Linked DNA regions of Mus musculus: regions 1, 3 and 4 are each linked to region 2. A link is a loop called in an ENCODE intact Hi-C map of the cell type or tissue named here. Cell type or tissue: left cerebral cortex. All regions are shown on one strand. Each heading gives the region's core, and the rest is flanking DNA. Links, peaks and the distances in the headings are about the cores only.

Region 1 (7,558 bases), core at 1,697-6,696, 370 kb after region 2:
AGAACTTGAGCCTTCCATTGTACTGTCCAGGGCTTTCCCCCAAGCAGAACATATGCTACTTCTGTAGACAGTGGATCCATACCCTTCTTGGCCATATGCTGACTGTCTCTGTATCTCCAAGTTAGATTTCATGACATTGCCCTGCTTGGTAGCCAACCCTTGCCTGCCCCTGAGAATTGGCTCAGTTTGCCAATTTAACAAATGATTAACTTAGCTATTTCCCACCAGCCTAGAGCAGGAAAGCAGCAGTTTCAAAGACATCAGACCCGGGAATAAGTAAGGGCACAGATGTCTAGGTCATCAGGACCCAGAGCTTACAACACAGACTGAGGAGGAGAGCAATTTGCATGCTGAGCAGTCCTTCCCTTGACATTTGAAGCCAAAGAAAAAGCTTCGACTTTCACAGGATCTTTTGAAGGGAGAGGGGCGGGATTTGAACTGTTTAAATGACTGCCTTAACTCATGTGTTCATGTAACCAGCAGTCACTACCTACACCCAGAAACGATCTGTGTAAGGCATGAGGTCATCACAAAGACCATGTATGAAGCCAGCTCTTATTTACCTTATATTTGTGCAAGCCTTTTTATTTTGAGAAGTTTTTTTTTCAGTACACGGTGTTTATTCATTTTAACTTAATTATTGAGATATTTTAGTTTACCCCAGATTCTAGCTTTTTTTGGTATCAGTTTTTTTAAATGGACAGATACTAAACATATTTGTGGAGTGCACAATAAGGTTATAATACATTCGTACATTGTATAATGATCAAATGGGTTGTATTGTATAATAATCATTGGTTGTATTGTATAATAATCAATCATTATGTTGAGGTTTGGTCTGTTGCTATGTGTATTATAATGTTAACTACTGGCCCCCAAGATCTGGCTGCCTCAGGGATGAGGGAACCCTCATGTACACCAAGTGATGCTATGTAACTTTGCTCCTTAATTTAAAACCATTGGTTGAATAAAGATATCTACAGCCTAGAGCTGGGCAGAAGAGAATCAGGCAGAGTTTCAGCTCTCTGGCTTGGGGTCTGAGGTAGCACCACACAAGAAGAGGGAGAAGGCAGAGAGAGGAAAGGACACTGTAGGGTAAGGAATCCTGAGAATTGATCACAAGGGCTAGCTAGTGGGCATAAGAGTGGCCCAGGTAGAACAAGGCAAAGTCATATCTCAGGGTTACTGTCATGGAAGAAGACATAATAGCATAGAGGGTAGATTATGCACAGCTCTAGTGCTTCAAAGGCTTATCATAAATAGAAAGGTTTTGGCCGAGCGGCGGCAGAGCACACCTTTAATACCAGCACTTGAAAGGCAGAGGCAGGCAGATTTCTGAGTTCGTGGTCAGCCTGGTCTACAGAGTGAGTTCCAGGAAAGCTAGGGCTACACAGAGAAACCCTGTCTCAAAAAACCAAAACAAACAAACAAACAAACAAACAAAAAACAAAAAAGGTTTTGTATCTTTTATCTGGGGACTAACTGATTCAAGGTAGGGTAGAAACCTCTGATTAATATTAAATATCTGTGGTGATACCATTCATTTATTTCTTTGTGGGAAAAACATTTAAAGTCTTCTCTTCTAACTATTTAAAAACATCCAAGAGAGCATTGTTAACCTCTTTATTGTTGTTATTACCATTACTATCATTATTAGCTTTAATACAAAAGCAAGGCTGTAGAATCCTTTTGTAGCTCAGTGGTGATACATGTGTTTTGTTCTGGGTGAGGCTTGGCTTAAATCCCAGAACCATTATAAGTAAGTCAGTATGAGATTTTGATTTTGCTCTACAATGGAAGAGGGACTCTGGATATAGGAAGACTCACAACTAAGAAATCTGACCTGGATTATACCCCAGGAGAGTCTAAGCTCAGAGATTCATGTCTCTCAGCAACAGCCAGAACCCAAGGAGCTAGAGGTGTGTTAGGAGGACCAAGCGACACAAAACAATGAGAATATTTTTGCTAAGAATAAGAAGTACACACACACAGTACCTGTGTGTGGCATTGTATATGGTTGGTTGGAGGTCTCCATAGAATGCCACACTTGTCGATTGGTTTTGTTGTCATATGTCAAAAAGACAAAGAATGAATCTTATTCTCTCCCAGAGTTGTTGCTTAGATATGGACGTAGCATTTATTTAATAAAAGGTGTGATGAAATAGTATCCCTTAGGGTTATTTCAATGTTTCAACCTTTCCAAACCAACTAGACTCTGACTCTGATAGCAAATCAAAAACCAAACCAAACCAGAAAACCCAGTAGCTGGTTATTTAGGTGGACCTATAACATCTGGCTCAATCTGTCCTGAGCATAGCTACAGCTTTCGAGATTCCAGGTTGACAACTCTAGATGCAGACAGACACTGCCGTTCAGTCTCTGCAGCTCACCCTTGCTTTATGGCAATGGTAATTCTGTGCAGCTCACCCAGATAGTACCAGGGAGTGGCCAACCCTCTCCCGCCTCCCACCACATAGGGGTGAAGAAAAAAACTCTCTGTCCTGTACACAAAGCTTTTCTCATCTGGAATTCCATTCAGCGATGGGACTGCTCTTGCTTTCGGCCAGATGCATTTTTCCCCCACACCTGGCACGGATCTAGAACTAAAATTATGAGATTTATCTCACCTTAATTCTATTATGAGGCATTTAGTCACAAATACCCCCAAAATGAAGCGATAATTTATCATCTGGCCCTGACTGAGCAACTCTCCTCAGTTGACATTCATGAATCCGTAATGCTGGAAGGAGACGGGATGATTAAGTGTCCGATTAGAGAAAACAGATTAACCTGGCAAACGTAATAAATTTAGCTCATAAGCAGGATGGCTTTATAAACGCGCACACTAACTCTTCTGTATAAAATCACATGCCACCCCCTTCTGTGATGGCTCAATTGGGATGGCTGAGGGATGCAAGCAACTCCATGCTTATGTGTTTCCCCAGGGAAAGGTTCTCAACGGCATTCAGTTTATACCTAAATATGCATTTAATGGAAGATTTGGAAAAAATACTAACTCCTGAAGAACACACCCACCACCTCTCAAGTGTTCCTTTTCCCACAATGCCATTTGAAGGATCCAGATGTTTCCGATGACTCCTGATTGTGCTCTGTCTAGAAGGTGTCAAGTGCGACCATGCGCTGCAGATCCCAGCAACCAATCCACATCCACAACCCTTATGAAAGCAGCTGCCTAGCAGAGATTTCCCTCATGTGACCAACACTTCAAGCCTAGCAGCTACAAAGCTTTTGTATGGTGTCTTTTGGTTGCAATCCCATGTCTGCCAGTGGACAAATCTAGACATGACTAGTTTTAGCAAAGTCCTGGGTCGCTCCCAGAAAAGCTCACGGAGCAGTCTGCCCATCCTTCCCAGCTTAGCTGGCTGGAGTTCCTGGGCACTCTGTTAAGCCAGGAGAAAGAGGATCCTCACCATTTCCAGCTCTATTTTTAACCTCGGCGGCTGTGGTTCTGAAGTCTGTCTGGCCTGAAAAGGCAGGATCGCTGTGTCATGAGTCAGGAGTGAAGCAGAGAACGGAACCTATTCTGTCCAGATCCAGGGCTTTTCAGGGCAGGGCAAGGGAGGGAACGCTGCCTCTGGTTCTTAATGAAGGCCAGCTCCATCCCATCCCAAGCTAGGTAATTTCCCCCATTTCCCCTGCTTGGGAAGGAAGCACCCTGAGGTCTAGGGAATGGAGGATCCCCATTTGCCCTATCTCCTCCTCCTCCTCCCCTCTCCTCATACTTACGTTGATTTTTGTCCAAGTAGCTAGTCAGTGTATCTTCTTTGACCCCCTGGGTTCTGGGTTCTAAGAAGGGCTATTTTGTGGGCACTCATGTAGGACTGTATGAGTCATGGGCTTTTCTAAAGCAATACATCTTCCACTCTTCGTTGAGTCAAAGAGGGAGAAGTTTCTTTGGAGTGCAGAGCAGAGGGAAAAAAATTTGTCCCATAAGGAATCGGTGTCCAGCGTGGACATGGTGTATTGTTTATCTATGAGGACTATCCCTAAACATTTCTGGACTCTGCACAAGACAAGCCATCCTTAAAACTGTAGCACCTAGCATGGCAGAGTCTGTTACCACAAAAGTTTGTCTCAGGAAGGTCCCGGTTGCTGGGAGAAAGAAACCAAGCAGGCACTGGGCTGGAACTGAGCTGTGAGCAGGCGATTTGTGTGTCTGTTACAGCCAGCTTGAGGGCTTCAGTGTCAGGTGACCAGTCTCCAAGGTAGGGACTCCCCAAGCAGGCTGGGGACTAGCAGAGGAAATGGGGGAGCCTCGACCTCTGGAGGGTGCCTAGGATTTTGGGGGTCCAAGTCTGTCGTGGGCACAGAGGTTCTGGGGGTGGGGGTGGCGATGGAGCCTGTTGTGTGCAAGGAGAATCCGGGGATCCCATGCCTGAGGCGTGCTTGGAGGATTTGGGTGGCGGGGAGGGCGCGGGTCTGGGCCGAGCTCCAAAGACCAGGGGTAGGCGCCAGGGACCCCAGGATGCAGTCTGGCAGGCGCGCGCCAGGAACCCGCGGAGGGATCAGAGGTGGCGCGGCGCGCGGACGCTGGCGTTGACGCAGCGGAGGGAGGCTGTGGTGGCCTTGGCTGTGGCCTTGGCCTCAGGGCGATGCGGATGGAGTCACCCAGGGTCTGCTAGCGGCACCGCAGCGAGCCCGTGGAGAACCCGGGAAGCCCGTCACTGCCTCCAGGGCACTAAGACAACCCAGCTTGAGCAGGGAGGTGCGTTGGGGGAGGGAATGGATGCGCTCTAGGCGCTAGGCAACCTTGTTTCTGCCCGTCGCAAAGTTCAAAGGTGAAACAGCTGCTGACTAAAACCCAGCCTCCTCTTTTTTTATAAATGGGAGCAGGAGAACAAGAGACCCTGCTTTCCAAGGCTTGGAAACTGTTGAGTGGCCGAACAGATACTGGAAACTCAATCTGCTGGGCAGAGCAGACTTCTCAGCTCACTGAAGTGACTACCAGAGTGACCACGTTTGTCTTAGATCCTGGAACGGGGGACAGTGATATTATCTTGGCTTTTAGTACTATGATTATGACTTGTGTTCTGAAAGCCGTGAACAGGTCTCGAGTTCTTGGCTCCTGTATTCATTTAACATTTACTAGGCAGGTATTTGTGTCTCTCTCTCTACTAGGAATGGGATGCCTAGAGATAAACAAGAAACAGCCCTCTATCTGGGAAAGCAGAGAAGGTCCCCAGACACCAGTTACTGACGCAGGTTCAGGAAAATAGAGCTTCAGGGAACTCAGGAGGTGTCATTATGGCAGACAGAGAGATAGTGGAGTGAGAGAGTGAGCCAAGATCTTGGCAAGATTAAGATGGAGTCAGTACCAGGGAGCCTAGGAAGAAACAAAGCATGGTTTTGATGCGATGGTTTATGATGAGTTTGTCCCAGAGTGAAAGCTCTTAGGTGCAGGGTAAATTCTGGGATAGGATCCATCATGCTCCGGGATCTGAGTGCAAGACACTCTAGACACACAGCATCACAGGAGCCTCTCCTCTCAGCGGAGCATGGCTGTGGATGGAAATGGGAGCCTATCTAAATTGGATGGAGAGGCTCTTGGAGGCTGGGGAGCCAGTGATCAGTAGTGAATATGTTTCACACTTCCACGAGTATTTTTGGAGGGAGCCAGGGAAACACTCTCCTGGGTATCCTACAAGACCGGCGGTCTCGTAGACGTGAATAGCACTCATGAAATGTCCCTATAACCATCTCTGTGCAGTACACTTATTTCTTTTGATGCCTCCCCAGATGCATCTGAGGTAGTGCAATAAACAGAGCAGTCCGTTTTTGTAATTGGAAAATGAAATCCTTGTACAATATTGAATTCATGCTGGCCTTCCTTGAGCACTATATGATGAGCATGTGAGCTGTTGGGTAACTCTTCGTAGCTCTTTGCCTAATGTGTGGTCCTGGAAAGCACATAGATAGGTCTAGCATCACCTGGAAAAGCCTCCTGGGTAGAAGAGAAATACAGACCCCTAAGCAAGGCTTCATTTGTTCCTTATGTGAGCGTTTATATGAAGTATATATTCCTGTGCTTTTGAATCTTCTCCCTCTACCGGATCTGAGAAGAGGGAAAGATGCCATGACTTTTAGCCGCATCTCCTTTGATTAGTTATTAATTACATTCAGTGGCATAATGGAGCATGAAATTGGCGTAGGAAGATAGACTTGAAATTGAATCTCAGATGTGTCACTCACTGCCTGTGTGACTTTAGACCTGGCATGAACTCAACTGGTCTCTACAATCGGCTTACAAAGTCACCACTCCAATCCTTGATGTGTCCATCCCGTGGCCACACCACCTTACCTCCTGTCACTGTCTTAACCCCCGAAAACACCATTTACCCACTATGTTCATTCTTTTGTCATTTCAAGAAGACCATGAGGTAGAGTCACAGAGAACGTAACCTTTTGACATTGCTTTTGTTTGTTTGGTTGTTGTTGTTGTTGTTGTTGTTGTTGTTGTTTTTCACTCAGCATAATTCCCTGTTTCAGGTTTTGTAGACAAGTATGAGTTGGACACATCAAAAGTGTGATATTTCTACATATGAGAAGGGTATACATTGGTGAAATTCAATTCAACCCTCCCTCCAGTGGCATTCCCAATCAGTACAGAACATTATTCAACTTTCAAACTTACTTTTTAAGTTTCTGCATGAGGAAGAATATGCAGCCCTTGCCTTTCTATGTCTGGCTTACTTCATTTATTTGTTTTGTTGGAGACGAAGTTTTTAAAATTCTTTATATATCCTGGATGGCAGCCCCTCCTTGCCAAACATAGTTTGCAAATATTTTCTCCATCCTGTGGGCTGTCTTTTCATGCTGTTCAGTGTTTACTTTACTGTTTGGAAGGTTTTAGTTCTGTGTAATTGCACTTGGTTATTTTTGTTGTTTCCTATGCTTTGGGGAATCCCATCCAGAAAATCATTATCTCCATCTATGCCTTGAAATACCTCCTGTGTTTTCTTCTATGACTTCTAGTGTGATATTCAGGTCCTTGGCCCGCTTTGCATTGAGTTTCAGATAAGTGTTTGGAGATGGATGTTCCTCAAGATCTGAGGGACATTCTCGGCAGTTATCTCATTGAATGGATTTCCCTGTGCCTTTAATATTAATCTTTTCTGTTATTCTGCCCCCCCCCCCACACACACACAGACACACACACACACACACACACACACAGACACAGACACACACACACACACACACACACACACACACACACACACACAGAGAGAGAGAGAGAGAGAGAGAGAGAGAGAGTCTTCAAATTCACATACTGTTTCTTCCACCAAGTCTAGCCAGTTGTTGAGGTTTTCAGGGGTGATAATCTAATGGATTCAGTGACCTCCTCATGTCCAAGATTTCAGCCTGAGACTCTCTGCTGAATTCTCATTTCTATCCTGCAGTGTCTGCCTAACTTCATTTAGCTGTTAATCTGTATTCGTAAGGATCTCATTGAGATTTTTTAATAACCATTTTTTAAGATATTTTTTAATCCATTTTAACTTCTTAGAAACCTGTTGCTAAAGAATTATTATGTTCT
Region 2 (7,558 bases), core at 1,529-6,528:
CAGTTTGTAAGTTTAAAACAAAAATTTAAATGATACTAGTTAGCTATGTATGCCTAGAAAATAAAGAATATGTGGTGAACGAGTCAGCGGTCATAGGAAAGATCCCCCTCCGCCCCCAACCTGGAAGCTTCCACTACCTAGTTAAAGAGCTGGGCTCGGGATCAGATTACCAAAAGCACTAACTAAGCCCTGCCCCAGCTCTGGAAGTCAGCCTTCTTCCCCTGTGGACAGCATCTAACACAGTCACACCCGAGTACCCTACCCCACTCAGGTACTCTGAGGAAAAAGGAGCAGGAGGTTCCTCTAAGGGCTGTGAAGGAAACGAAGCCTCACAGACACTAAGAGGAGACAGAGAGGAGGAGAACAAGGAAGGCTGGACATGCTATCCCATGCTGCCTACGGCAAGAGTCCATGTTCATCAAAAGGCAGGCGGCAGAAGCAGTGCCAGGCTTGCCACTGTGCCTAGAATGGTCCCATTATTATCCCATCATAGAGGCTTTAAGTTCCAGGCTACATGAGTCTGGGGTTAGGGGAAGGGAGTCCTCTAAAGAAATTTAAAACTACCATTGGCTAAAGAACTTGTCTTAATGTCAGTTTACTGTGGGCATCTCTGAAACTATGCAACGGTGGAAAATGTTGTGAGAATCATACTTGCCAATTATCACTCACTATCTCATTTGTATGCTACAATATGTTAAAGTGTAACCAAATGCCATGTAATATCACCCACAGACACTTCAAGACATATAATGGATAATGGCCCCATGCAATACCATATACAGTGTTCTAGATCTAAACAACAACAAAAAGCTATTGTCTTTTATTATAGACTTGATTTTACTTCTTCCTGATGTGTGAAGATAGGACACAGTACTGAGTGTGTGTGAGCTTGGGAGAGGGGCGCTCTTGATGGCCTACTGCGTCCCCAGTCTGCTCCGCAGTTCATCTAGAGCTAGGACAGGCAATTCCGGCAGCAGGACAGCTTCCTACCTCCAAGAGCCACCCACTGCTCCATCCACAACCACAAAGTTCAGAAGGGAGCCCCGAGCATAGTCCTTACCCACATGGGAGAGAAAGCAGAATCTAGGCAAAGGCCGCAGCTGTGAAGCCAGGATGGGTTCCCGTAGCTGCCCAGAGAGTCAGCCCTCCTCAGCTTACACTGACCTCTGCCCACTTTGCTCCCTCCTCTGACTGAAGGGCTCAGCTGCTCCCTGCCACGTTCTTAGCGATGAACTTACCCAGCTCGGAGGCCCAATTGACCATGGCAAGAGTCATACAGGTCAGCACTATAATGGCCTACTTGTGATATCCGGTTCTATGTATAATGTGTCCCCGCTGTATGCCTTATAAAACAAGATCTATGCACAACTGCCCCAAAGGTCACTGGGCTCTCACATCAGCAAGGGTGTTTACAATCTGCATCTTGTCTGATCAGTCACTGCCTTGTTGCTTACCTAATTCTGCTGGCCAGTCCACAGATACTTTTGCCTTTCCTGAATCTCTTTTCAGAGCCATGATGAGTCCGTGTCCTACTTAGGTGTGCATCTCGTGTCTGCCTTCAGTACAGGCCATTCCTAAATATGAACTGAACAGGAGAAGGTAAGGCTTGCAGTGTGAGTGTGAGTGTGTGTGTGTGTGTGTGTGTGTGTGTGTGTGTGTGTGTGTAAGGAGGTAGCTTCTACTTTGGATCAGACCATCCCTATCCCTCTGAAATGTATAGAACGAATCCCAAATGCACATTCCATCTTTCTGTCCACTAGTTACTAATTATGCAATTACCTGTTGGTCCCCTTGTGTCCAATAACTTGTGTATCACCCAACAATGGAAGTTGGACAGATATAAAGTGAGTAAACAAATAGACCACATATCCTGGGACACGCTCTCTTCACAGAGGATGAGACGGGTGGGTAAGATGCTTAGCACGGCAGTGTCAATCTGATAGTGTCATACTGTCATTTTGAGACTTCCTAAGAAATTGTGTCTAGCCCATATGCCCAAGCAAAGACAGACGAAAAAGCCTGATAATGGAGCAATTATGAAACAGTCTAAAGGCGGGGGTGGGGGGAGGGCGGTACCACGTCTTGTTCTGTGATAAAACTACCACTCTGGGACTGTCCAAAGCATCATTTGCAACCCTGATGGGATGGTTACCGTGCGAGCTAAGGTCAAAATCCCAGTAACTGCCAACAGAGGGCATCCGTGCTCCATCATTCCTAACTCTGTAAAGCAAGGCTCCGAAGTCATCAAATCCTAGCAGCTGTAGGCATTTGGATGCTTAGTAGAGGAAGAGACCTCTGTGAGACACATTAAAACCTCGCCCTCAACCCGTCTACCATCCACCTCGGATCATCTAGATGGCTCCTAATTCGTCACTCTGCCAGAGCAACACCAGAGGAGAAAAGTTCTCTAGTACAAGCAAACACACATCTTTAAGCTAAGGCAGGAGAGAGGGTGGTCAGACAAAGCTCCCAAGGAAAGCAGTCACTGGAAAAGCTACCAGCATTCTTACTGATAATAAAGGACAGAAGTATCTTCAAGACATAATCAGCTACCTGAAATTAACTCTTAATATCACGAACAAAACATACTTTATTACTGCACTTGAAGATGCTGACATCAAAGAAAACTAAACTACAAGAACACAACCTCTATGGAGGTGCACCTGTGCAGGTTCGAGGTGCAGGTGGGTAGTAGCCTGAAGAAAACACTGCAATGTCTCAAATCAGCATCTGCCCCATGACAGCAGAGGCCACCTTGAAGGTCACCCTCTTGCTGCTTACATGGGAAAGCAATATTTGAGGCTAGCTCCTCTGCCCCGGTGCTTCCCAGAGGATGAAGAGCTGTGGTCACTGTTCCAGCTAGACACCAACAATCAACTTGGTGGCTCCTGAGAGAGGAGCCCATACCTGCAGCCCCTTTGACACTCCTGTCATCTGAATCAGCAGCAAGCTGCAGATCCTGGACTCTGGGGAATGAAGTTTAAGCTATGAGCGTGTTCGACTACAAAGAATGAATGAGTCAGATTAGTGGAGCCAAATCCGGCTCCCAGTGTTATTAATACAACTGCTGTGGCACAGATTAGAAAGCCAGAGCCCAAAGCCAGAAGTGCTGGGAACGGAAACCCAGGGTCTCTGATTTTCAACCTAGAGCTCTTTTACTCTACATGGAGCTTTTAAGCTGAGTGTGTGTGTGTACGCGTGCATGCATGCATGCGAGCATGTGTGTTTGTGTGTGTGTGAAAGAGAGAGAGAGAGAGATTGATTGATTTTGATTCTTTTGGGTCTCTATGTCTCACCTCAAAGGACTGAACCAACCTTCAAGGAGATGTGTATTTCAAACTGTCAACACTGAAATTTCTCCCCCAATTTTAAATCCACATTTAACTGCATCCAGCCTGGGTTTACTACCAGGAAATGCTAAAGTCTGAAGAGTAGCTACTTTGAGACTTACCAAAGGCACAACTTTGGCGAGACTCTTGGACACATGAGGAAAAACAGAACTTATTCGTCCCAACTGGAAACACATTCTTATCCCTAACTTCCCAGGTATTCATTTTAAAGACAAAAAAACAAAACAAAACAAAACAAAACATGGTTTTTGCTAAGATTTCTCCGATGGTTATTTGTTCACACTTGTATCTCCTTCATTCACCAGAGAGGGGGCAAATCCATCTTATACGTGGACAGTGCGCTTGCGCTGAGAGTCCTCAGGGAGAGAACTGACTAAACATTCCACCCTGTGGGTGGGCCAAGAAGTATCAAGTGTGTGGACTGGCAGCACAGGAATGGCCTGCGGTGATAGCCTTGAAACCAAAGATGCCACAGTCTGAACTGTCTAGAGCCACACAGGTATACAATTCCAAAGGTATCGGCAGCCGCGGAGCTGAATTTTGACCCAAGGGATTAAACACCGGCAGGAACATTCACACTGCACACCTTTCAAGAGCCTATTCAGATCAGATTCTACAGTTAGGCAGGTAAATGATTACAGATGGACAGAACCCCCAGTGTGGTCTGATTGTGATGCAGAAATCCAACACCCAAGATAGTGACAAGATGACACAGACCCACATTTTGTGATAAAAGTAACAGCTTCGAACTTTGAGATGAAAAACTCAAGTCTTGAAATTTTCAGTCTTGAAGAAAACCAGCTAGGGAGACAAACCCCACTACAGTTCTTGGTGTGAGAGCGTATTTTCCTTACTCTCCACTGGAGGGCGCACTTCCCTAACTTTTCCTTACAGTTGTACAGTCTCCACCGCAAGAGTGGCTTTAAAAAGCCTGGAGGTTTGACATAATTTTTGTATAATTCATACCTGCTTTTACTGATATGCTTTGAAGATGGGTCAGGATACTGTGCTTCACACTGTCTAATCCCTGATACCTGCACACAGTTTGCAGTAACCCTACTTAACAGGATGTCACACGTCACTGATTCACTGATAAAATTCCGTGGTATCCGGATGAAAAGAGACACAGGGAAAATGCCCAAACAGATAACGGAGATAGTGTGATCCGAACGTTATAAATTCAGGATACACACGAGCCTCACAATTTATGGGCTCTGCAACATTTGGAAAAGTTATCTGGATGCTTCGTACGTGCAGGCGCCAGCACAGGCCAGAGTCTGGCCTACCAGGCGTCCTCTTCAGTATATTGAGACGGGGTCTCCGGTAGCCCTTGGACTTAACTGATCAGCTGACTGGTGGGCTCCCAGGACACACTGTCTCCAGGTCTCAGGCTGGAGTTACAGACGTGCGGTCACACCTCCCTTCCTACGTGGGTGCAAGGGATCTGGACTTGGGCCAGTGCATGCAAGGCGCGTTATGGAATGAGCCTTCTCCCTATGCCCTGTGGGGTTTCTGAAACTTCAGTTTCGTCATTTCTTTAAAAAGGGGGTGGGGAGATAGTACATGGCTCCCGTGAGACTTAATGAGAGCTATATAAAGCTCCAAGGGCCATTTCTGGAACTTGGAAAGTGCTGGAAAAACACAGTTTGCTTTATACAACATAAATCTGTTCACAACGTGCCGGGTCAATGAACAACACCGACTTTTAGCATTAGTGGAACATGTGGTGTTTTGTTTTATTTTTTTTAATATATTAATTTATTTTCTATTCAATCCCTTCCCTTCCCTTAGGGGGTTGCATGAGCCCGTCTGGCTTGTGCCAAGTGGTGGTGCTGTCGAACTTGTTAAGATCTGACTTGCTGGGCCTGCCCCTAAACTATCTGCTTTGGCAGGCCTGGATAATTTGCATTTCCAGTAATTTCCCAGGTGGCCGAGGCTGCCAGTCAAGGACCACACACACTCGGAAGCACCAGGGAAGAGCGAGCGCAACCACGGAGTTTAGCATCAACTCTGTGGCTGACAGAGAGCAGAAGAAGAACAAAGCCCTTAGGCCGTAATCCTAACCTCTCAGCCATTCACCATGACAAGGGCACGCTTGGCCAGCCGTTCCCTCCTCGACTCTTTCTGTACAGATGAACAATAACTAGAGATGAGGTCGCATGAGGGTCGAAGAAGGAAGGGGATAAATTAAGACTCAAAAATAATGAGATGACTCCCTGCAAGAAGAAACAATCAGGGCAACGGCTCAAATAGTCCTTCCTTCTCAGCACTGGGGGTAGGAGGGGGCATGAGGGATTCAAGGACATCCTCTTATTTAGGAAGTCAGCCCTATCTCAGAAGGAGGAGGAGGGGGGGAGGGGGAGGAGGGGGAGGATGAGGGGGAGGAAGAAGAAGAAGAAGAAGAGGAGGAGGAGGAGGAGGAGCAGGAGGAGGAGGAGGAGGAGAAGGAGCAGGAGCAGGAGGAGGAGGAGGAGGAGAAGGAGGAGGAGGAGGAGTGGAAAGAGGAGGGTGGGAGGGAAGGAATGAGGGGACAGATGGAGGGAAGAAAAGAGGCCCATGACCTCAATAGACTGATAAAGATCTGAGAGTTCTTAGCTGTGTTCTGCCCGCTAACTCTACTTAGCAAAACTGCTGCACCTGATTTCCTATCTAAAATCATGCCCTGGTCCTTAGACCAGCACTGGAGCAGGGAACGGTACATCTTCTTACCTGGGGCCAAGAACAAGGCGCTTCCATCCTGCTTCAAGAGAGCGCCCAACAGAGGCCTGAGGACCACTAGCCTTCTCTCCCATACGACAGCATGGACCAGTCACGGGCATCAGGCGAGCCCAGCTCCTGACTCCTTCACAAGCTCCTTGAGTACTTAAATCCAGCTGGCTTCACAGCAGTGATGGTTACTGCTGAACACGCCACATCTGTCATCATTAGGCAGGTACCCCAGAGTCGGGCGCCATCAATTCAGTTGTCAAATGTTTGACATCCTGTCTCTTAACTGCCTGGTGCGGGGTCTTCCCTACAGAGCCCATTGTTGTGTGTCCCTGTCACAACCAGCTCAGGCATCACGTCACACCACGGATAACAGCATGGCCTCCTAATTGGCCTCTCCTCCCATCAAAGGGGCTTCCTGAGGACACGTGCAGTCACCTCGGCAGCCTGCACCAAGTTCTCTGGCAGTGCCCCATCCTTGGAGCCAAGACTGCCCACGTTTAGGCCAATCTCCCTTCAATGCTGGTCTTAGATGGCCCCTTATGTTCTCCGTGAGCTTCTGTCCCAGAAAGGATTCCCCAAAATCCTCCACCAATCGAACACTGGTTTGGATATCCAACCTCCCAGTGCGCCCCCACCCCTGCACTCTCGTTTGTAGTTTGTGTTTGGCCCATGTCCTTACCTACAGGAAGGATGCTAACTCTACCCGCCTTAAAAGTGTTTGCCTCCTAGCGGTTCACGGCTGCACGCGGGCACGCCCCTTTCCTCTCTGCACAGTATTCTGCTTAGGGTGGTAGTTTACGAGACTCACACTGTGACTTATACAAAACCATGAATTTCAGCAGGACGGAGACTTCTGCTTCGTGTTCCCTTGTGTTCTTAAGTGTTGGGGGTCACTGTGTTCCACGAACAGCCTGTCTTGATACATGAGCTGGCGTGTATAGGGCTGGTGAGCCGGAGAGTTACAGTAACACACTTCAAATACTGTTCTTTCATATATAGCTTTCTCGAAATGCTAATATTTTGTAAACTAAGTAGTAACAGTAAGCAAAATGCACTCAAGCGTAGCAGAACACAGCACCCCAGAGAGGGCTAAGGTCTCCCTAGCCAGACTGCAAGTGACACTCAAGGAACTGAGTCTCCACTGCACGCTGTGGCTTTACTGACTTTTATCCTTGTCACCAAATTCCAACATCAACTTCTTAATCTTTTTTTCCTACAACCATTAGGGTATGATATTGTGCATGCGTGCCTGTATATGTCTCTATCTGTGTGTGTGTGTGTGTGTGTGTGTGTGTGTGTGTCTATCTGTGTCTGTGTGTCTGTATGTGTATGTCTGTGTACTAAAGACAGGACCATAGTATGCAATTGTGCCTGGGCTGGGAACTCACTGCTTTGACCAGGTTGGCCTTGAACTTACAGAGATTCAACTGTGTCTGCCTCCTGAACCTTCAACCAGTTTTTAAAGGTTGAATATAGGTTTAAAGGCCTCTGTTGGACTG
Region 3 (7,558 bases), core at 845-5,844, 89 kb after region 2:
GCCAGTAAGAGCAATATTCCCCAGGATGTAGGTCCTTCCAGTGTCTGAGCAAAGAGTGAGGGAAGCAAAAGGGATGCAGGCGCTTGCACTGAAAACACCCGAGTCTAACGGAGCAGCCAACAGGCGGCTCGCTGATCAAAACTCAGCTCTAAGTGATCCTGAGAAGAACCTGTCCTCTTGGCACCTCTCAGTGGTCCATCTCCAGGACGGCATCTGCTTTATATAGTTGGATGGGACACATCCTTAAGATTGTCAGATTACAGGAGATGGCAGATTTAGGCAATGGAGCTAACATCATAGCAAGCACACACTATAAGCTTAACATACACAAACTGAATGTTGGAATTAGCCAGGCTCCCTTCAGCCACAGCCCATATCCTCCAGGCTACTGCAAACTGAACTACATACTTCTTTCCGGAGTGAAGCTGTGCTAGTCGTTTCAGATGAAATTCACTGTGTTCTCTAATACAGTACCTTTCTTCAATAAATAATAAAATTTTTCTTCCTCTCCAGTTAGATTCCAGATATCATGCTGAAAGGATGCATTATTCTTGTCTATGTATAAAAGATGTTCTTTAAAAACTAATACCACACAGCCAGCAAGGGGCAGAGTGGGGCTGGAACTAGTGTGTGTGACAGTCACTGTGATTTTTTTTTTCCCAATCAAGAATTCAAATAGGTGATCTTGCCATGGAATAAAACACTTGAGCTCCGAGTGCTTGCTTCAGCAATCACTGCAGAGGCTGCCTGCGTTACGTGAAGACTCTCAGCTCGAAACAGAAGCAAAAACCCTGAAACAAGTGCTTTCTCAAAACAAAGCTCTCTCTTGCCCGAATCCCGTGCTTTTTACGATGAATGCACTCAAGTAGGAGAGGAGCGTGTCTGAGTCACTATGATTTATTACCCACTCGTTTTGGTCTCTTTATCCCACTACCTCTCAGCATCTTCGCCTATGGGGTGGGAATGAAGCCCCTGCTCAGAAAGACCCCATGGAGCTCCTGCCCTGAGAAAGTGGTCAGCAACTGACAGCTGCTCTCGTGACCAGGCCACGGCACCAAACCCTGGTCTGTTGGTGACTACACATCTCTTCCTGCCTTTTTCACCTCCTGCACACTCTCTCTTCCACGTGTGCTCCACAGAAAGACCACGGACTCTTCCATCCGACTTCACTAGGGAAGGAAGGTAACAAAAGATCCAGCAGAGAGAGTATGCAAATATCAAATATTATTAAAACATGAATGAACTCTGATGATTTCTATGAATTTTGATAAACGGCGTTCATTATGGACTTCCAGCCTCTCGACACACTCCGAGGTCTCTCAGATATTAACTAGATAATAACAGCCATCGTTCTCCTGAAAGAACAAGGTGTAGAGAAACTGAAGTGATGCTTGGCCTCCAAAGGCACTGGAATCACAGCACAAACAGAACCCAGAGTCTTCCATGACCCTCAATGGGCTCAGCCTTAGCCTGTGCAGGTCCTGCTTACACAGGTTAGTGGGTATCCTACTGCTGGGGGGGGGGGGGCTACTGAGTGCACTGGCTGCTTCCTTCACTCATTGCAGAGCCTCCCCCCCCCAAAAAAGAAGACTAGATAAAATGAAAAGATGGGAAGCTACAAGGGCCTCGTTCCAAGCTAACAACCTTGTAGCACAGATAGGGTCCTCTGACCATCAACCCTGGCCCCCAACTGCCTGTGCCTGGAAGAAGCATTATGCACATTTCCATTAAAGAGGATTGGACAAACGCCTTTGCCATCTCATCCTGACTGAGAGGATAACGGTTTTTTTTTTTTTTGTTTGTTTTTTTTAACTGCTTAAAATCCTCAGGTGCAGTTCAGACAAGAGACAGAACAAAGCCAAGAGGACTACCCCCAACAGCTCCCTAAACCGAGGGCCTGATGCCACCCAAGTGACACCACCTTAACAAGCTTGGGGGTGGGGTCATCAAGACACCCTATCTGCATATTCATGAAAGACTCCAGACCACAGCAAGTGAAAGTGTACAAAAAAAAAAAAAAAAAGAGATTTTGTTTCTCAAGCCAAGCGAGAATCTGCTTTAGAGAGAAGTAAATCCACATGGAGACCCTGGCTGTCGCTAAACCTTCGCTGGCCTAGAAAAGCCAGCACCTCATTAAAGGAAACCAAGGGATTCGAAAATGAATGCAGTACCACACACAGGCAAGCTCATTTCGCCATCTGCCCGGTAGTACCCAGAGGGGCAAAGGGCTTAGATGCTACTCTTGAAGTCTCTCTCCGGCAGGTGGAAATGCCAAAGTCCCAGGGGAGGGAAAGCAACCCTTCCAAGGTCAAAGGACTGAGAAGGGAGGGAAGCAAATCTTGTTTACCTGTCGGCAGTGCCACTGGTGACACTAAACACACGCATAAATTAAGTGCCCTGGAATAATTTACCTTTTGTATGTGACTTAAGACCTGACTAATTCACTGTATCGGATGAAGGGACCGTGCACAAGTCCCCATTGAGCCAGGCATTTAAACTTACTCTCCCCATCACCTCCCATGACTCTCCTCACCACTATCTCTACACACAGACAAGGGGGTGGGGGTGGGGGGCTAATATACCATAATGGCAGGCAGTGGTTAGCTATGCCAAAGAGAAAGACCATGGTTAAGCAACTTAAATAACTGCCTTGAGCTTTCTGTGTGCGCGCCTAACCCCACCCCCAACACCCGTCTTTCTGACAATCACTGGTTTGGTTCTAAGATATGGAGGGCTTTGTAAGGGCTTTTACACTCCTTTCTGAAAGCTGACTCCCACCACATCGTGAATTAAAATAATAATTCAATTAAACAGTCAAACATCCAAATATGGATCTTTCAACCACATTCCCCACCTAGAATACCTAGAATATACGTGTGGAGTGAGCAGGAGAAAGAAAACATACTCCCGCGTTTAACACGGCCCATCCAACTTGCTTAATTCTTCAGAGGACCAGTGGACCACATTCAATCGGTATCACTTCGACTTGAGCTAAGAGAGGCAAGAAAAGGTATCTGGAGGGAATAAGGTAGGAAGAAACAACAGTGCAATCTCGTTAGATCCCAAGAGAATGCAAAGACTCTGTCCTGTAGTTAAAAGGCCTTTGTCAATCACAATTACCACTATCTGAAAAATTGACTGTGGAAACCTTTGGAGAGCAAGGCTCCTCCAGTCCAGCCCTGCTGAATGTAAACCACGGGGCCACCACTGCTGCATGACAGCGCTACACACTCGAGGCTCCCAGCAGCGGATGCTCATTCTACAACTCAGAAGCAATAATCCCACCGCAGGACGCCAGGGATAGGGTTGGATCCCCGGAACCCATTATTTTTCTTCATCTTTCCAGACCCGTCGGTGAAGAGCTGGGGGATACGGTGGGAGAAATTTTTCTAACCCAGGGCTGCCCAGAGTGGGAAACTTGAGCACCTCTTAGCCATCAGTAGGACAATACACAAAGACGAGGGGGACAGCGCTCCTCCGCGGCCAGAGCTCTGAGCTTGGTCGTGTTCAAGCAAGGAATTAGGAATTCCAGCTCAGCAACAACCCGGAGAAGCACCGGAAATGCTTCCGACCCCTTCAAAGGGAAGTCGATTTGCAAATCAAAGTTGGAGGCAACTCCGGGCGCCCGGACTACTTCCGCGGGTTACTCTGGAACACCCAACAAGTTTGGCCACCCGGGGCTCGGCGTGACAGCGCCGCGCCGCAACCACGACAGAAGCAACTTGTCGCTCCAGCACGGGTCGGCCTCCACCACGGCCGCCCGGGGTTGCAGGAGAGCCGGTGTCAGCCGGCCGGAGCCGCTTGGGGACTCCCCAAGCCGGGAGGCGTCTCCCGCCGCCGCCTCACCTGCCCGCCAGCCCCGCGGCCGAGGAACCAACAAAAGAGCGGGCGATCGGGAAGGAGAGGGGCACCCCGCGCCGAGCGCAGCAGGCAGGAGCGGAGGGGGCAGCTGAGCTGGCGGTGGAGAGGAAAGGGGACCTCACGGAACCAGGGGTGACACCCCGGGCAAACGCCAGAGCGGGGACCATAGCTTCCACCCGCTCCATCACACCCGCGCACACACGCATACTCACACATCCTCCCCGTTCTCCTTACCCAGCATGGAAAAGATGAAATCCTTGGCAGTGTGGATCTCCAGCGCTCTCTGGTCGTCGTATTCCCGCTGGTCGTGCCTGGTGAATTCCTGGATGAGTTTGTTCAGTTCCTCCACCCGAGCTCCAGACCTGAAATCCAGCTCCGGGAAGGCAGGCTTGTTGTTGCAGCCCAGGGAGGCTGCCTTGCTGGCGGTGGGAGCCGCCATCTTCATGCAAAACGCGCCGAGCGGCGGCTCCGCGGCGGCCGCGGCACCCACCCCCGCCCCCCACCCCGCCCCGGCCTCCCGGCGCGGCTGGGCAGCCCGGCCCGTGGGCGGGCTGGCTTCTGGACGGGCCCCGCGCCGCGCTGCGCTCGGGGCGGCCGCGCTCCTTCGCGGGAGGAGCCCGACTGCGGCGAGGTGCGCGTGTGGCCCCGGCCCCCGGTCCTCCCGCCCCCGCCCGCTGCGCCGCTGCGGGCCCCTGCCCTCCTCGAGTCCTGCCGGGATCGGTGGCGGCGTCCGGGAGTGGACTCGAGCCTCCCCGGGGGCAAGGAAAGTGAAGTGGAAACAATGTGAAATTCACCAGCGCTGAAATCAACAAGCTGCCGGCTCCGGTGTTACGGAGCCAGCAGCAGCAGCATTCCCATTTAAAGGGACAGCGCACCCGGTGGGAAGAAAATAAATAAATAAATGGCAGAGGTTCGCGCGCCCGGATCACTTGCCAGTCCGTACTCGGGCTGACGCGCGTGGTGTGGACGCTTTCTTTCTCCACCTCCACCCCCGCCCCTCTTTAGGGGCAGGGCTTGCCAAGCGCATCCAAGGAGAAAGGAGTCTTCCTACTCTGATCTTAGGGCGGTGTCCCGGGCGAAAACGTGTCTGTGGGCGCCTTTCCAATGTCCATCCCGAGAACTTTAGTACCTTTGCTTGGTGGAAAAATATAAAATGTACCTTCTGTCCTTTGTCGCCTAGAATGATAAAATCAGCGAATCAAGAAGGGGTGCCAGTCATGCCGCGTATAGATACTTCCAATTAACCACTCAAGTATCCTCCTTACCTTTGCCCTTGGTAATTAGTTTGCCTGGGTAACAGCTCATTCAACTTAACATATAGTGCCTTAATGAGAGCCAACCTGCTCTCAGACAGATAGGAATCCAAATGCGGAATGTGGGGGAAGGAAAACAATGAATTGCCCCAGGGTACAAGGAAGATGGGAGTGGGAGAGGGAGTCTCCCTTTTGGCAAATAGAATTTGAGCACTCGCTATTAGCCAGACCGGAATGACTGGGATGAGTCCTGGGACTTAGCCCTCACCCTCACCCATGTCCCCACTGGAACTAGGGTTTTCAAGACAAGACTGCTGTAGTCCAAGTCTAGTTTATCAAGACCAAATGGCAGATGTGGTTTTAATGTTCATGTGATTCACACACTTAAGGAGGCCTATGGACCCCTAGGAACAATGGTGAACTGTCCTCTATCCCAGCCTGTGGTCCTATCGGCCCCTTTAATTTTCTTACCTGAGTTCTCATCACTGAAAACTCACATTACCTTGTAAGACCTGGACATCCAGGCCCTGCCATACTTACCCATGTGAATAGGATAACCATTACATCTTCATAGGCTGCTTTAAGAATTAGGTGAGATAAGACTGGACGGACACCATTTATTATAAAGAATGACACGTTAAGTAGCATGTTAAGTAGCCATTAGCTGTATCAGCTTCCACTGTTGATACAAACTTTAGGGTCCTGGGGTGAGTGTGTGTGTGTGTGTGTGTGTGTGTGTCCCTGCATTTACATACACTGCATTGTTGCCTGGTGCCTGCAGAGGTCACAACAGGGCATCAGTTCTCCTGAAACTAACGTTCCAGACAAATGTGAGCTGCCCTATGGATGCTGCGAGCTGAACACAGGGCCTCTACTACAAGAACAGGTGCTCTTAATTGCTAAGCCATCTCTCCAGCCCCTCCCACAGGATCTTTACAAAACACAGATTTGTAAAGATCCTCCCCTGGAATTTCCCTGCCTCTTCTTTCTGTTCTGTAAGCCCAACCAAGGCCAACCTCATCCTTTCTTGCTCTGATAGCTACTCCAGGCCAGGCACAACCTTTGCCCCCACAGCTGAGTAGCAACCCTGTTGCACTCTTAACAGAAGCTTGCATGTGACACCTATGACTCCAGCTTGCCTTCTCATTGTTATTGCAAGTCCCACATTGTGAGTTAACTGGCATGCATCATATTCTGTGCCTGATCCCCAGCCCTACATACATGCAAACTCGGGACACAGACAGAGTCTATATAAAATAGTCAAAACACTTTCCTCTCTTAATTTCCAAAACCGGCAGTAAGACGTTGCTCCTTCCTTTTTGCTGCCTTTTCTTAAGATAGTTGCATCATAGAAAGTCATCGGGTTTCTAGCAGAAATCACTCTCAAATGTGAACTAGGTCTGAACTTGGTGGTTTAGAATGAATGAGATCATCATTGTGGACACTTCTTGCTGGTCAGTCAGATTAGAATTCCAGGAATAATAGACCTCCACTGAACCTATTTATATTGAGAATGTTACTGAATGGGAAATACTTTATAGATCTGAGACAAGATGGCATAACCATCTCTGAATTGCAAAAAGTTAGAGGAAAATAGATAAGGAATGCATTTCCTCAACAGACTCTTGGATCATGCTTTGTCCTCTATGTCCTTGGAAACTCTATGTCTCCATCACATATGCAGGCAACTGGATTTAGCAGTTCCTTTTCCACTTTATGTCATATTTTTTATTGTTTTTGTTTTTTAAAGGAATGGTCTCACTATGCTGCTCTGGCTAACCTTGAACTCACTATGTAGTGAGGTTGCCATAGAACTCTGTGTAGGAAAGGCTGGCCTGGAACTTAGAACCCTCTTACCTCTGCCTCCTGAGTGCAGAAATTACAGGTATGTACCTCTATGCTAAGCCATGTTGGGGTCTAAATTAGTGTATGGCAATGGACAGACATCATCCCTTAAAGTCTCAGAGGTCATTGTTTAGGTGACAGCAACCACTCCGGGCAATGTCAGCCCCCAGTATTTCACCACCGTTTAAGAGTTGTTATAAGTAGACTGTTCTTTGAGTGAAATTAATTCCTTGCATCCCTTTTCATCTCCTATGCATGGTATAGGAGGTCAGAGAAGAAACAGTTGGAAAAGGTGAAGAGAAAGAACAGTTTCTATCAGAGCCATTAATATTTGAGCCTTGTAATAAGTATGCACGGAGGGCGGGAGGACCGCCATCTAAGTAAATACTCAAGTAGGGCTTTCTTCACATCCCCCTCCAGCTTCAAAGCAATCAGAAGAACTCCATGTCTCCCACTGCGGAGAGGAGCTTGTCCATTTTCCTGTTGTCACAAGCACCTTGAGGAAGAGACTTCCACGTTGCCTCTCTGGGGCTGTTTGTTTTGAAATACAACTCTGCGGATTCATGGCAAACCCTCAGCTGAGTGTGTATTAAAAATAG
Region 4 (7,558 bases), core at 1,132-6,131, 620 kb after region 2:
CTTCTGTTCCTGGTTCTGTTTTCGAACTCACAGTATGACATCATAAGTAAACTGTTTTCCTAGTGATGTTGCTCTGGTCATGGTGCACTTCTGACTCTCCTTATTTATAGAGTGCAGTTTCCATGCCCTCAGTGCTCCCAGTTTTTCATGCACTGTTTACTGGCTACAGGTTTTTCACAGAGGAGGATGAAGATGGTTCTTAAAATGGATGACAGTGACAGTCACAGAACAGTGAGGGAGTACTTAAGTGTTAGCACATTGGACACTTCAAATATTTGACATGGCAAATTTTATTTTATATTTACTTCACTCCCCCTCCAAAAAAAAAAAAAAAACACTAATTAAAAGAAACTGAGGGCAACAGAGGCTCCAGTTATTCCCTGTTGCTTGAAGAAACATAAAAACACGTCGATTAGACATTCAAGGTTTACACACACTCTCTTCTAATGTTGGCATCCTGCCGTATATTAGAACCATACTGTCTTGTGCTGTCCTGGGGCCATCATGGCCTTTGCTCTCCTTCTTATGCTGCTGCTGTTTCTATGCAGTCCTCTAACAGGACTTTTAATTCACTTCTGTCCCCTACTCAATGTATGTGACATAAACAAACACACAGAAAAGAACTCAAGTGAGAGACTTATTGGCAGGGGTGGCAAACATCCAGTAGTTAATCTGAAGCAAGCCCTGACCTGAGAACATAGAGTTGAGCGTACGCTCTGTGGCTGTATTGTCAGCAAGAGTCTTATATTAACACATAGTTTAATAAGCATTTTTATTTTTCCTAATTCAATAATTCAATTAATACTTATTAAGCATTGACTCAGTTGCCAGGCAATGGTCTAAGTGTTGGGGATACAGTTGAAAACATTATAAACCACTTAAAGTTCATGAGTGTATGCATGTATTTTGTATGTGTGTGCGTATGTGTGTGTTTCTGTGTGAAGGTTTTGACTGCATGAAACAGAGTATATTTTGATCCATTGTCTTTCATAAACTCTCACAGCTGAAAGGACCCTAAAAGATTCACTGATTCAATTTCTACTCCCTCTTTTCAAAATCCCAGGGTCAGAAAATTCATTTTACAGATCACAAACACACACACGAGAGAGATAAAATAAGGTCAGATGCCTGTAACCTGCCTATTACTTCTGCCTCACTAAAGAGAAGAGTATCTATCCATTCCCATGACAGTGATGAATGGCCTGGGACTGAGGATGAAAGACACATACCTTGTCGAAGCAGACAAGGTTTAACTGTCCACAAACATTGATCCTCTGGGGGCTAATGCAGAATATGCCCTTCTTTTTCAGCCTCCTCTGGGCATAGATGATGCCTGTGGTCAGGGCAGCAGGGAGAGCGGGAGGCACTGCAATGGTAATAACATCCAGGGCTTTCCTTACCACCTCCTCCGGAGGTTCCTGGAAGAGAAAGAGTGTTCAGTCATTAGAATTAAATCAGCAGTGAACAGCTCTGTGTGTGCTACCTCGTTTCATTTGGAGATCTTCGTCTGATAGCTACAAAATGCTACTCTTACGAAACATTTCACTTTTCAAACTAAATATGGAAGTAGCCTAAAGGACGGGGAAGTGTGCAAGAATAGGATCATGCTAGCATTTCAGTAAACAAACTGTTCCCCCACTGTCCCACAAGATCTCATTGCTATCCCAGAAACGAGCAACCAACTGCTCATAGGTGCATCTGGGTGCCTGGAAGTAGGCTTTGGCGTTTTGGCTTGTTCGAAGTTTGTTTGCAAACCACATCCTTGAATAAGGCCAAAATACAGAAATAAGGTCAACATACAGCAATAAAATATGTACAGTAAAATGTGCATGTGTGTGAGTGTGTGTGCGTGTGTGTGTCTGTCTGTCTGTATGTGTGTGTGTAAGAATACAAAGGCAGCTTACCCCACTGAGCACATAGACACACAGAGTATAGACCATGCCAATGGTGGCTGTCCCTACAAGGCAAAGGAGAAACCTGATGGCATCCCTGTAGAGCTTGAAGTTCATGGGCTTCGGGTACAGGATGGATCTCACGAGGTCCCCCTTTGCAGTGTTGAATCCTGAAATAACAAACAGATGTCCCACACTTTCAGGATAACAAACCTTACTGCTGGTAAGCTAAACATCTACATTGCCTTGGTTTTTGCTAGAGCAGTGTTTCTCAACCTGTGGGTCACAATCTCTTTTGGCAAACCTCTGTCTCCAGAAGTCTTGACATTACAATTCTTAACAGTAGCAAAATTACAGTTATAAATTAGCAGTGAAATAACTTTATGGTTGGGAGGTCACCACAACGTGAGGAACTGTATTAAGTGGCCGTAGCATTAGAAAGGTTGAGAACCACCACTCTCAAGAGTCTAAACCTGAATCTTAAACCTAAACACAATGTTAGATAACTAGAACAGTGCATCAGGGTAGACAGGAATAGCATCACCTTCCTCAGAGCCTAGTACTCTCCCTGGCTTTCTTCCCCCTCTACTTCCAGGTTCAGTGCATACCAGAGATGGGAGCCATACTCCGGGCAGAGCACAAGTTACTTTTAAAGACGTGGCTGGTGAATGTGCTCTCACACACATATAGGATCCTTTGCTGGAGTAAAATGAAGAGGCCCGGTAAAAACTGATGCACTCATTTTTCTAATAGCTTTTACTACTACGTTTTTAGTTTCATCCTTCCTACATGGAATGAACTTGGGATTCTGCTCAGAAATGCTGAGTTTCTGGCCCAGCTTTCTCAGGTATTAGCTTATCATTCTGCAACTGTCCACTTGGCTTATGTAGTTTCAGACTCTTTGTGTACACAATGGGGGTGGGGGAGGCAATAAGCATCTTTACTGCTGGCTCAGTCTCCAGAAAGAGTTTATAAACTGCAAAGCACATAAACAGTGGTTATTGCAATATGTGCCGCTATATTTACTGAGATGCACAGGCCACCGTCAATCAGCAAGTCAACATTTAAAATACACAGACTTACATGTATTTGTGGTGCTATCCAATGGTTGATCCTGGCCCAATACATTTAAGGTAATGGGCACACTAAGTGGGCAGGCATCATTACAAACGACCTACCCAGAAGATGCTCACCTGTCTGCAGGACCACGGCTCTTACAGCCCCAGAGCCAGCTGCCTTGGCCTGGATCACCTCCGTACCACAGAAGAGAACATGCCGCCTGGGATCTGCTTCAGACTGCATCTTCCAGGGCACAGAACTAGCTGTCTGGGATAGTGGAGTTTTAGTGACAGGAATGCTTTCTCCTGTAGGAAAAAAAATCAATCTTACTTTGTGGGGTGGAGTGCCTTTCCTGTGCAAATCACTCCTACACTCTCATGTGTCACAGAACATCAGCAGGAACCTACTATGACCGCAAAGCAGCCTAGGCATTGGGAACAAGACAAGCAAAGGTGCTGGTTGTGGAGAGCTCTGTATTTCAGAAGGGGAGAGCAACATGTAACCAAATATGTAAAATGTCATATTATAAATACTATATTATTTTAGGTTAAACATAGACATTCAAGTAGGTTGGAGAAAGACATTTATAAAAGAGCAAGCTGTGTAGTTGTAGAGTGTGGGATGTAGGGAGAGCGAAGCCATAAGGCCTAGGCAGATGCTCCATCATAGAGAACCCAAGTGTGATGCAGCTAAATGTTTAATTTTTTTCTGTAGGCCCTGGTATCAGGTGTCAGGGAGATGGTTAGCTGCTTCAGTTTCTAGAATAATTACAGTTACTTGTAAGACAAAATTCTCTGCCCAGGATACAAGAAATGAGTTAAAGTCTCGTGAAGGTAGTAGGTGGATGGCTAGCTGGGAAGTGACAACAAAAGTCATAGCTGAAGGTGATGAGACTGGAAATAAAGCAGATCAAGTGGCAGTAGAGAGGGTGTTCAAGGAATAGGAAGGTTAAGATGATACAAAAGTCAAGGGAGTTTTGTACCAGCCAATCACAAAGTAGAGGAGAAACCCAAAACAGCTTCCTGGTCCCTGGCTTGGAGCCTGAGCAGAGGGCAGGCCACAGTAATGAAATAAAGTAAGGATTCTAAGAAGATCAGAAGTTGCCTTCGGGTCGCTGTGGACTGGAGCTCACTGTGGAAGAACCACATTGAAAGGCCTGTGCACGGTGGATAACTATTAGGACCTGGTGATTGTATGAGGCCTTCAATTAGGACATTTGGTCAGAGATCACCAGCTTGTATGCGGTAATTAAAGCCAGGGTGGGGGGAGAGAGAGAGAGAGAGAGAGAGAGAGAGAGAGAGAGAGAGAGAGAGAGAGAGAGAGAGAGAGAAGAAGAAGAAGGAGGAGGAGGAGGAGGAGGAGGAGGAGGAGGAGGAGGAGGAGGAGGAGGAGGAGGAGGAGGAGGAGGGGAGGGGGAGGGGGAGGAGGGGGGAGGAGGAGGGAGGAAGAGGAGGAAAAAAAAGAAGGAGGAGGAGGAGGAGGAGGAGGAGGAGGAGGAGGAGGAGGAGGAGGAGGAGACATTACTTAAGAATCAGGCAAAGGGTAAGAGGAAAGGACAAGAACAGCCCTGAATGGCGCCAGCAGTTAGGGAGTCAGAGGAAGAGAAGGTGAGGAATGAATTCCGAGGGTATGGTCAGTGCTCGAAGCACCTGGAGAGAGCAGGGTGTTAGAAAGTCAAGACAAGGAGAGTTTGGGGAAAAGATAGTCAAATAGGCAAAACTCAGAAGAGTCACTAAGGTGAAACTCCGTGTACACGCACTTGTGAGTGTAGCAGCTGTGCCAGTGTGGTGGGAGGCACACATTACATACAGTGAGGTGAGTACTAACTCAAGTCGAGTCTCAAGCTATGGAAGCAACCAGGGACAGTTCTGAGGAAGACAGCCTCAGAGCTTCCTACATGGAATGAACTTGGGATTCTGCTCAGAAATGCTGAGTTTCTGGCCCAGCTTTCTCGGGTATTAGCTTATCATTCTGCAACTGTCCACTTGGCTTACATAGTCTCAGACACTTTGTGCACACAGTGGGGGGCGATAAACATCTTTACTGCTGGCTCAGTCTTCAGAAAGAGTTTCTAAACTGCAAAGCACATAGACAGTGGTTATTGCAATATGTGCCACTATATTTACTGAGAGGCATAGGCTACCGTCAATCAGCACCAAGGCTACAATCATTATGAATATTGATCTGGGCATTAGTAAATTCCCAGAGTTGATGGACTTTTATAAATCTGTGGAGTTTTCAGGAAAATAAACCTGATCTGACATGGCTGCCACCCACTTCATCTGTAAGCTTCTATAGGAGGGAAATGAATATTCTTGTCTCTGTTCATGCTGCCAGCCTGCTTGGGAGAAATGGGTTTGCTATGGACTTTAGTAGGAACACAATACATTACTCAATTTCATCTCTAGAAAAGACGTCCCATCTTACTGAAATCTCATTAATATGCTTCATAAGTTTGACTGAGTCACTTCTCCTCTCTGTATCTTAGCCATAAAGACTGTGATCCAGGAAGGCCTCTAAGGTCCACCCCTCAGATCAGTGTGCTAGTTAAAAATAAAGTCAGCTCAAAACACCCAGTGTAGATTTTCGAACTGGCGGATTTGTCCAAGATTGCACCGTGAACTTTTTAACATTTTCAGCCTAGGATGTCATTGATGGTTTTCAGACCTTCTAAGTTTATAAGGGGCATTTTATGTAAGTATGTTAAGATATGATTTTGAAAGATCTAGTGATCCCCACAATCTTTTAAATAATTTCAAGAAGAAAATGGGACACAGGTTCAGTGAGGTTCTAAATACGCTGACTTGAGCACGTAGGGAAGAGTTTTGATTTGAACTCTCAGATTCAACCACAGCAGGACTAAAGCAAGGCTTGCAGAAGTAGGAAGGTCACACAGCAGCCCTGCCTCTTGTCCTGGACAAAATTGTCATTTGGGTCTAGGAAGAGCCCACCAGGATTGTGATAACATGCATCCAGAGCCAGCCCGGCAGAGGCTGCAACCGTGGCGCTCCAGCCCTACCTGTCAGCATGCCTTCATCTACCACACAGCTGCCGTCAATCAGAATGGCGTCACACGGCATTTGCACTCTGCTCCCTGTCAGAATTAATAAATCTCCAGGCACCAGGAGGCGGGATTCCAGGTCTTGGGCTCCAGCTGAAAGTGTGAGCAGACAGTCAGGTTACGTTCCGACAAAAAACCAGGCCCGCCACTCCCTGTTAGAGATTCCTGGAGAAGTTGGTGAAGCATGTAGAGAGAGAGGCTGGTCCTCACCAGTAGTTCTAACTCTGAAGACAAGAAGAAGGAAGGAGACAAACTGCACGTAATAAGGTCCTCAGAGTGGCAATGATGGACAAGCCAAGAAAAAATAATAACAAAGTCAGAAAAACATATCTGATGCTTACAGACAAAAGACTGGTATTTTCACATAGAAAGACATCAAGGAAGAGATGTACAGCGACAGCTAGATACTAACACACACACACACACACACACACACACAGGAGAGGCATGTTAAATATTTGAAAAACTGCTTGCTTTTACTCATTTCTTCCCTCCCTCTTTCCTTCCTTCCTTCCTTCCTTCCTTCCTTCTTGGTTCCCTGTCTGGATGGCCTAACTTCTTTCTTTCCTTATTCAGTCTCAAAGAGGTCATGGGACTGAGTATGTGGACAGCTGTGAGGGATAGGTTTATCAGCTTAACACAAACGAGAAGCATCTGGAAAGAAGGCTTCAATAAGGGACTGTCTATTAAGTCAGCCTATGGGAATCTCAGATGAGTCTGTTGAAGTGAGAAGACCCATTGTGGTGGTTAGAATGACATTACCCCCCAACCCCCAAATTCTCAAGCATTTGAATGTGTTGTCCCCAGTTTGTGGCCTCATTTGAGAGGCTTGGGGAGTGTGGCCTTGCTGGAGGAAGTGTGTCATTGGGAGTGGTTTTGAGAGCTTAACAACTTGGAGCCATTTTGAGTTGATCCTCTCTGCTTTCCGTTTATAGTTAGAGATGAGTTTTCAGCTGTTCCTGCTACCATGTCTGCCTGTTGGTTGCCACACTTCCCACCATGCTGGTGGTAGAGTCTTAACCCTTTGGAACTGTAAGCCCAGATAAACCCTTCTTTCTTCTCTAAGTGGCCTCAGTCATGGTATTGTATCACAGAAATACAAAAGTAACTAAGACACCCATCGTGAATGTAGGTGGCAGCATTTCATAGGCTGAAGGCTGGACTGGATGGGGAGGGGTGGAACTGAACATTTGCATGCTTTAACTCACGGTTCTCTGCTCTTAACTGAAGATGTCATGAGGGAAGTTGCTTTGTGTTGCTGCCAGCTTGACTTCACCCCAGTGAGGACTGCGTATTAAGTTACCCTTCTGTTGCTGTGATAAAACACCATGACCAAGGCAACTTAAGGAAGGGTGAGTTTCTTTTGGGCTTGTGGTTCCAGGGGGATGAAAGAGTCCATCATTCTCATGGCAGAGAAGCACGGCAGCAAGCAAGCATGGTCACTGGAACAGCGAGCTGAAAACTTGCTCATGTCTACAACCATAAGCAAAGAGCAGAGAGAAGAGGAGAGCACACTGGGAATGGTAAAAGGCTTTGAAATCTCAAG

The links. Hi-C counts contacts between places; a loop is a spot of excess contacts. Peaks named below come from ENCODE experiments on the same cell type or tissue, not always from the same donor. Only the 100,000 strongest peaks of a DNase experiment are listed, where the experiment ranks them.
Region 1: a loop joins it to region 2, with 2.3 times the contacts of the local background. A loop is called at or near these places in 6 of 42 quality-filtered maps.
Region 3: it touches region 2 in a loop (8-fold over the local background); 15 of 42 quality-filtered maps call a loop at or near these places.
Region 4: a loop joins it to region 2, with 3 times the contacts of the local background. A loop is called at or near these places in 7 of 42 quality-filtered maps.

Annotation. Positions count from the first base shown.
Region 1 is chr16:29,205,584-29,213,141 of GRCm38, forward strand. Plaat1 (phospholipase A and acyltransferase 1) reads left to right here and starts at 4,525. Exons shown (of 4, transcript NM_001357092.1): 1 at 4,525-4,726. In left cerebral cortex, for the core only: no CTCF peak of the experiment used is centred there; DNase peaks (open chromatin) are centred at 3,364, 4,181, 4,763 and 5,159; H3K4me3 peaks cover 1,536 bases; H3K27ac peaks cover 1,992 bases.
Region 2 is chr16:28,836,028-28,843,585 of GRCm38, forward strand. The region is part of intron 1 of Mb21d2 (Mab-21 domain containing 2); the gene reads right to left. Among named protein-coding and RNA genes, the nearest start is that of Mb21d2, 90 kb to the right of the region's middle. In left cerebral cortex, for the core only: CTCF peaks have their summits at 2,196 (motif pointing right), 4,219 (motif pointing right) and 5,110; DNase peaks (open chromatin) are centred at 2,197, 3,032, 4,241, 4,801 and 1 more place.
Region 3 is chr16:28,925,358-28,932,915 of GRCm38, forward strand. Mb21d2 (Mab-21 domain containing 2) reads right to left here and starts at 4,341. Exons shown (of 2, transcript NM_177718.3): 1 at 4,096-4,341. The coding sequence starts at 4,306. In left cerebral cortex, for the core only: CTCF peaks have their summits at 3,225 and 3,449; DNase peaks (open chromatin) are centred at 2,731, 3,247, 3,551, 4,213 and 1 more place; H3K4me3 peaks cover 3,311 bases; H3K27ac peaks cover 2,152 bases.
Region 4 is chr16:29,453,463-29,461,020 of GRCm38, forward strand. Atp13a4 (ATPase type 13A4) reads right to left here. Exons shown (of 30, transcript NM_001164612.1): 9 at 5,971-6,105; 10 at 3,086-3,256; 11 at 1,905-2,062; 12 at 1,230-1,418. Among named protein-coding and RNA genes, the nearest start is that of Atp13a5, 79 kb to the left of the region's middle. In left cerebral cortex, for the core only: no CTCF peak of the experiment used is centred there; DNase peaks (open chromatin) are centred at 3,364 and 3,569; H3K27ac peaks cover 210 bases.